3 separate regions of the Mus musculus genome follow, and all the other regions are linked to region 2. A link is a loop called in an ENCODE intact Hi-C map of the cell type or tissue named here. Cell type or tissue: left cerebral cortex. All regions are shown on one strand.

Region 1 (2,500 bases), 300 kb after region 2:
CCAGAATGCTGTCCTTGGAGGGGCACAGGAGCACTAGCCACTGGGAGGCAGGTTCTGTAACTCAGGGGCTTTGTGTCCACAGGGACCACGAGGAGGGGCTGAGAGCCTGTCACACTGGGCTTCACATCTCCCTGCCTTATGCTCTCACAGGCCCTTCGACTCTATGCAGTCAAGCCTCTGTAGTCTCCTTTGAACTGAGACTATGTCCTTCATTCAGGGGATCTACAGTGAGCTGCCTAAGGTGGGGGTGAATCAGATCTCCAGGATAGCATCCTTGATGCTGGGGGAATCACAGAAGCAGACATCAAGAGGTTCAGGACCAAGAGGGAACCCAGAACCCTTAATTTTAGAGCCTGCCAGACATGGGTCCTACTCTCTCCTTCCAACCCCTCCTCCTCCTCTCTGCTTGAGCCTTCATGAGGCTCAGCCTTTGGGCTTTGCTACTTCCAAGGACTTCAGGAATCCAGGGAGTGCAGGCATCCAGGCTGGGGGTGGGGGATGGGAAAAAGGCCCACCTTCACTTTCAGGCCTGCATTTTACCTGGGGATGGCTGAGAAGTGCATGCACATGTGTGTTCACGTGTGTATGTAAGACAGGAGACATTGCCTTCTACCTTGTTTGAAGCAGGATCTCTGTTGTTCGCTCTCCATACAGCATACCAGGCTAGTCTGCCCAGGGACTGCTTGAGAGTCTGCCTGTCATCTCTCTGGGGGGCGGGGCTTGAGGATTGCAGATGCGGTCTGGGGTCCTCTTGTATGAATGGGAACATTCTACCCACAGAGACATCTCCCAGCATTCCCCTCTGTTTTAGACAAGATGGCCTGACACGATCTTCCTATCTCATCTAGTTCTGCAGTAAGGAATCATACAAATGTGTACCGTCGTGACTAGCTTTGATTTTAGCCCATTGTGGATTTGGGGTCTTCTGATTCGGGATGCTCACCGTGAACTTTCTAGTCCGATAGAACCATGGTGAATGGTGCTAAAGATGCATCGCATCTTCTTCTGCTATAGCAGAGGGGGGGGATGAATGGCCGACCCAGACTCCCTGCCTAGCACCTACAGGGCAGTGTGACATGGCCATCATTTAAGTGACACCATTAGGTGACTTGTCCAAAGGAGATACTGTGCCAGCTCCCAAGGGCAATTAAACCCCACCTCTTCTGACCTGCAGAGTTTTGCTCTTTTCACTATTGTCCACTGGGTCTGTCTGCTGCCCCCTGCTGGGTGGCACAGTCATGTTGGTGAGGAGCACAAACCTTCTAGCCAGTTGATGCATCCAGATCAAAAAATCTTTCCACACAACAAAAAAATTTAAAAATTGGGCCTGCTTGCCTTGAAGCAGGGATCCCGTGGCGGCTCTGCAGGAACTACCTGCAAGAAGGCGGAGCCAGGCACAGAGGCTCAGAGATGGAGGGCTCACCATGCTAATGGATGCCCTTGCTCTGGGTAGCCCTAGCCTTCCACATGGTAAGGTTGAGCCTCCTCACACCTAGGAGCTGCAGTCAATGGGAATGTCCCAGCAGCTCCAGGCAGAAGCAGTTTCACCCACAGGCAGCTGGTGTCAGGATTGCCTACCCGAGGATGGCAGCTGCCTAATTCCAGAGGCAGGGCCCTGGTCCACCTCTCAGCAGAATGTTCAGACCCATGTGGGGACGGGGATTTCTAGAAGACTCCAAGGGTTCTTCGGGCTCTGGGAAATGTGGTCTGCCTAGAGGTAGGTGTGTTCCTCTTTTTATTTTATTTTATTTTATTTTATTTTATTTTTTCACTTTATATCCCACTCACTGCCACCTCTCCTGGTTCCTCCCTCCTACAGTCTTTTCCTCTATCCCTCCCCTTCTCTGATAGGAGTCCCCCCACCCCAAAGTCTCTGCAGTGCTAGGTTCATCCTCTCCCACTGAGCATCATCCTCTCCCACTGAGGCCAGACAAGGCAGCCTGTGTAGAAGAACATATTCCACAGACAGGCAACGGTTTTTGGCATATCCCCCCCACCCCCCGCTCCTGTTGTTCGTGTCCCTCATGAAGACCAAGCAAGCTGCACATCTGGTACATATGTACAGGGAGGTCTAGGTCCAGCTCCTCTATGCTCTTTGGTTGGTGGTTCAATCTATGAGAGCTCCAAGGGTCCAGAGCTGTTGGACTCTGTTGCACTCTTCCTGAAGAGTTCCTGTCCCCTTCGGGACACTCAATCCTTCCCCCTACTCTCCCATAATAGTTCTCAAGCTCCAGCCACTGTTTAGCTGTGTGTGGAGCATCTGTCTGAGTCAGCTGCTGAGTGGAACCTCTCAGAGAACAGCCATGCTAGATTCCTGTCTTTGAGCATAACAGAGTATCATTAGTAGTGTCAGGGATTGGTGCTTGCCCATGGAATGGGTCTGGAGTTGAGCCAGTAACTTGTACAACCACTTTGGACATCAATTTGGTGTTTTCTCAGAAAATTAGGAATACCTCAAGACCCAGCTATACCACTCCTGGGCATATACCCAGAAGATGCT
Region 2 (2,500 bases):
TTTTCAATTCCAAATTTTATCTGTATCGTTTAGCAAATTAAAATGTAGACAGGGTTTTCATGTTCCACATGGCCACCTGGCAGCTTTTCCTACAGCTGCGGAAGGCTGGGCCTCCTGCATAGAGGTAGCTGCCCTTCAGTCACTGATTCAATTCCCTTGGCTGGATATTGGGATTTTTTGGGGTGGGGGTGGTGTTAAGGCCAAGTGAGGAGCTGCCTAACAGGAAAAGCTGACCAGCCAGGCCAAAGGCCAAAAGTGTCTTTGACAACAGAGGGCCAGGCAGGATCACCCTTGGAAGAGCACCAAGTTCCTAAGGACAAAGGAATCTCAAGTGTTTACAAAAACAAAGGAACATGCATACTTTGGGAACTTGTTTCTCACTATCCCCTTACAGATTAAGTGGCTCACCCCTGTAATCTAAGCCTGAGGGGGAAGGGGGGACTGAGGCAGGGGGATTGCTGTAAGTTCAAGACCAGCCTGGGCTACAGAGTAACACTCCTACACAGTGTAACAGAAACAGATGGAAGAACCATCCTTCCTTCTCCCTTCGGTGATCTCATTCTTGGCCTGAGGAGTGTCATGATCATGCCCGGGGCTACACTGAGCCTTTAACTAGGTCTGGTTCTGGCAAGGAGGGCTTGGAGACTCGGGATTTGGGGGAGAGGTGCCAGGGACCGGATCTGGCAGTGAGGACTTGGAGAATTAGGATTTGGGGGAGGGGGGGTCATAAATTGCCATGGGATGAGTTCACCTTGGAAGGGGAGGGACACCCTCTTAAATTTGAAGTAGAATCAAATGTGTAGTCCTGGAGGATGGGGGGAGGAGGGAGTAAAAGGAAGAGAGAGAGAGAGAAAGAGAGAGAGAGTGAAAGAGAGAGAGAGAGAGAGAGAGTGAAAGAGAGAGAGAGACAGCGGGACAGAGAGGGAAGAGGAGGAGGGGGAACAGAAAGGAGAGAGAAGTGCTAGTTTTCAATGCTGACCACACTCAGTGTGTTCCTCCCATCTGCTGAGTTCCCCACACCCAGACTCTGCTACTTCACTAGGGTAAGCACCCGGCAGAGGGCAACAGAGACATGGAATTCCAGAACAGCACAGCCTGCTTCCTTTCCGGAGCTTATCAGTTAGCAGTGGGAGCGGCTGTGTTCTGGGAAGGAGGGTCATGCGCAGTGGCACAGCTAGAGGCATGTGAATGTCGCGTTCCTGCCAAGTGTGGCGGTAGATTTGTGAATACTAATTTACAGGACACCCGTGGGCGTGCGGGCTCTACAGAAAGACTGCTAACTCTCACACACCTGGGAGAACAGAGCTGTACCTTCTACCACCCACAAGGAGCCCCTGGGGATGGATCTTCTTGAAACTTGTAAAAAGCCTTTAAAAATAAACCATTTCCTATTGACTTTGTGTGTGTTTTCAGGTTCCTAGGACATCAGACGCTAGGAAACAACTGGATGGATAAATGCCTAGCTGTTTCTGTGCTATGAGATCAACCGCCTGGTCAGCTCCTAAGATGACCCAGTGTCCTGCCTGAGGGAATACCTTCCCTGAGGCACTCACCTGGATCGCGCTGCTGTCCTGGCTTCTGTCCCCAACACTGACCAGGGCACTGGCTGGAATGTCAGAAAGAGCTACTGCAGTGGTGCACCCTTCTGTTCACACCCTCTCCTTCCTGCCTCCTTCACCCTCTGTAGGGGCAGTGTCTTGGAAGGAGCCTCTACCTCCTCCTTGGGCTCTACCTGAGGGCAGCTGAGTAAGATGACCTATCAGGCCACCTACTGTGGGAAGAGAGTGTATACTTGTTGAATGAGCATTCACGTCATGAGCATGACCATGTCAAGAACACCAGTGCCTCAGATTCATAGGATGGCAAGGCCTTTCCCTGGTGCAAGGATGGATGTTGAAGAATGGGTGACATTTAGCTAAAAAACAGTAGTGAGTAGTGCAAACTGTACAGAGCTTTTTCATCCCAGATTACTTCATGGTCAAATCCCCTGAGGCCGTTTCTCTATAGAGACCATCTACCAAGATTAGCTGACCAGCCTCCTTGTCCATACTATATATAATAAACACACATTAGCTGGCTAGTCTCCTTGTTCATACCGTATATAATAAACACACACTAGCTGACCTGCCTCCTCATTTACTTTGTATGTAACAAACACACTGAGTAACCAAGCACATAGTGTGTCTCCATCCGAGGGCATAGCCCACAAGATCCTAACTTTACAGTTAACTTGTGTCTGATTTTCTTAATCAGGTCTCCAGTTGTATGGGCCATGGTAACCTGGGTCCAAAGGACCCATTCTTGCAGCCCAGGGTACTGAAGGCCACCTACTCCTAGGCTAGTTTTTTGTTGCCTTAGACAGACCAGGTGCAGAAGACAAGTGACCCTAACACAGTAAGTGGCCTTTAACAGAATGGGACGTCCACTCAGCCTGCTCAGAGGCCACAGAAACCTATACCAAACGCAGGGCTCACTCAGGGCCACCCTCACGTCTTCTAGA
Region 3 (2,500 bases), 95 kb after region 2:
TTCCCTCTCACGGATGTGTCAAGTTGACAAGAGACAAACCAACACTCTGAATATTTATAGTCATCTTCCCATTCATCCATACTAGGCGGACCCCAAGGCGTCCAGATGAAGCCTGGACCCATGGGGACCACTGACACCTCACACAGGCTTTTATTTCCATATATGGGGTGTGTGTGTGTGTGTGTGTGTGTGTGTGTGTGTGTTTGAGTAATGTGATTCATAAGTTAACCGCAGTTAAAGTAATAGTAACTAACAACAAAATACAATTTAACCACTGACTGTAACAGAGGTTAAGATTTTTTCATTGTTTCTGGGTTTTCCATTTGACAGTTTTGAATCATAGTCAGCTGAGGTAGAAGAACAGGAAGTCTGTGCTCAGTGGAAGACGACTGCTCAATGACTTAGTGTGTGCTGAGCTGTTAAATCCAAAAATGACCTTGGAACAATAAGAATGACTGAGAACCACAACGAGTTTAATGAGGGGTTTTTTTTTTGTTATGAAATTAAAGCATTAAAATACTTCACCATATCTTCTGCAGTGACGAAAACCCACTTATTTATTTTGATGGCTGACTCTAGCATTCAATTATGATACATTTGATCCATGGTTAATTTCCAAAACTAACATTGTGTCAAGAACTTTAGGCAATTCCAGAGACTACTGCCTAAGCAAAAGGACGTGCTCCAAACCAAATTTAAGATATAAAAATGATTTGGGTTCAAGAAAGGTTGTCTAGCTTGTCTCTGCTATAGGATGAATGAATCTGTGAAGATCTATGTTAGAATTAGTGACTTGCCAAAGAAATTCAGGAAAAGTAAACTTTATGGGCACAGTAGCAACCCTATGAATTACGACCCTATTAACTATGCAGACAACAGCATCAGCAGCACACCCAGGCACACACAGTAATTAAACTCATCCATCTGTGATACTTTGCCATGTTTTAGCCACATAAAAGCTATATTTTGGCACACCTCATTGGCTGTATGACTTTTGCATACTTAGCTTTGCAGTCCAGAGGGCCTAGGTGCTGCTGCCTTTGGAAGGCACTGGGCAGCTGGATCAGTGATAGAAGCTTGCATGCTGTGTGCTAGGCTCAATCCTAGTTTCAAAAATAGAAGGAAGGAAGGAAGGAAGGAAGGAAGGAAGGAAGGAAGGAAGGAAGGAAGGAAGGAAGGAAGAGAAAGAAAGACAGACAGACAGACAGAAAGAAAGAAAGAAAGAAAGAAAGAAAGAAAGAAAGAAAGAAAGAAAGAAAGAAAGGGAGAGAGAGAGAAGGAGGAGGAGAGGAGGAAGAGGAGGAGGAGGAAGGAAGGAAGGAAGGAAAGAAATGTTCTTCCATGTTGACAACCAGCAATCCACAAATCACTGGATTCTGTTGGACAGGCCCTCCATGGCGCCACCATGTGGCTACTTAGTACAATGACAGGAAGGTATTCCCTCAACAAGGAAATTCTGACACTTTGATCTCTGGGATGTCTTGAGAATTCAGAGAGGGAACTACTGAATACAGATGCAATCTTTACTAGTTTAGAGCATGTAAGTCCCTGAGTGATGGGCTTTACAGTCTGGGTTTGGAGAACCATTTGTGCTGGCTAAAAACATACAAAGAAAAGCTGTGTGTGTGTGTGTGTGTGTGTGTGTGTGTGTGTGTGTGTGTGTGTCTGTCTGTCTGTCTGTCTGTCTGTCTGTCTGTTTATCTGTGTGTGTATGTGTATCTGCCTATGTGTCTGTGTGTCTGTTTATCTGTGTGTGTATGTGTATCTGCCTGTCTATGTGTCTGTGTGTGTCTTTTTGTCTGTATGTGTCTGTTTGTCTGTATGTGTGTGCAGCAGGGAATAGATGGGAGAGACTGAACCTTAGAACCTGGACCAGACCTGGGATGGAGTGTTGGTGTAGGCTGTGAGATTTTGCACGTGGCTCTGAGTATCTCCAAACCTGTTTTCTCATGGGAAATGCAGGCAACTTGGATGTCACAGGGACTCTGATCCAAGCTTGGCCTGGACCCTGCCCCTTAGTAAGGGCTAGACAGTATAGCTCTTCCCCCTCTCCCTTCCTCCCCGCTCCTTCCTTCCCTTTCCCTTCCTCTCCTGCCAAGCAACCACAGAGCACCAATGGGACAGAGTGGAGACTCAGATGCCAGCCCCCAGGAGCCTGGGATCCCTACTTCCCTCTGAGATCCCCACAGTGCTCCCGTCCTGGGCTTCCCCTCCTTTGCCAGGTGCTCCTGGCTTCATTTTTGTCTTTGAGTATCTGGCACCTGATGGCCCTGTACCTTGAACTGACAAGAACACGGAAGGCCACAGAAAGATGCCTGTCCCTCCTGTGGGGCCCTCAGCTGCTTCTGTCTCAGAGGCCAGCCTCCGGGGTCCCACCCTGTCCCTGTTCCTCACCTCCCTCAAAAACTCCATTCCTTTAGTTGTTCCCCAACCCACAATTTGATTGCTGCATCCCTATAGATGGCCCGACCTGTGAGCAGATGGGCTCAGGCGGCAGCTT

Evidence for each region. Peaks named below come from ENCODE experiments on the same cell type or tissue, not always from the same donor. Only the 100,000 strongest peaks of a DNase experiment are listed, where the experiment ranks them.
Region 1: a loop joins it to region 2, with 2.3 times the contacts of the local background. A loop is called at or near these places in 18 of 42 quality-filtered maps.
Region 3: it touches region 2 in a loop (2.4-fold over the local background); 19 of 42 quality-filtered maps call a loop at or near these places.

What each region holds. Positions count from the first base shown.
Region 1 is chr7:63,854,210-63,856,709 of GRCm38, reverse strand. No RefSeq gene overlaps it. Among named protein-coding and RNA genes, the nearest start is that of Gm39023, 2.8 kb to the right of the region's middle. In left cerebral cortex, a CTCF peak has its summit at 1,220 (motif pointing left); a DNase peak (open chromatin) is centred at 1,222.
Region 2 is chr7:64,154,505-64,157,004 of GRCm38, reverse strand. All of the region lies in intron 1 of Trpm1 (transient receptor potential cation channel, subfamily M, member 1), which reads right to left. Among named protein-coding and RNA genes, the nearest start is that of Trpm1, 1.9 kb to the right of the region's middle. In left cerebral cortex, a CTCF peak has its summit at 1,054 (motif pointing right); a DNase peak (open chromatin) is centred at 1,163; H3K4me3 peaks cover 444 bases; H3K27ac peaks cover 1,851 bases.
Region 3 is chr7:64,059,168-64,061,667 of GRCm38, reverse strand. All of the region lies in intron 1 of Gm20670 (a long non-coding RNA gene), which reads right to left. Among named protein-coding and RNA genes, the nearest start is that of Gm20670, 3.2 kb to the right of the region's middle. In left cerebral cortex, a CTCF peak has its summit at 1,404 (motif pointing left); a DNase peak (open chromatin) is centred at 1,395.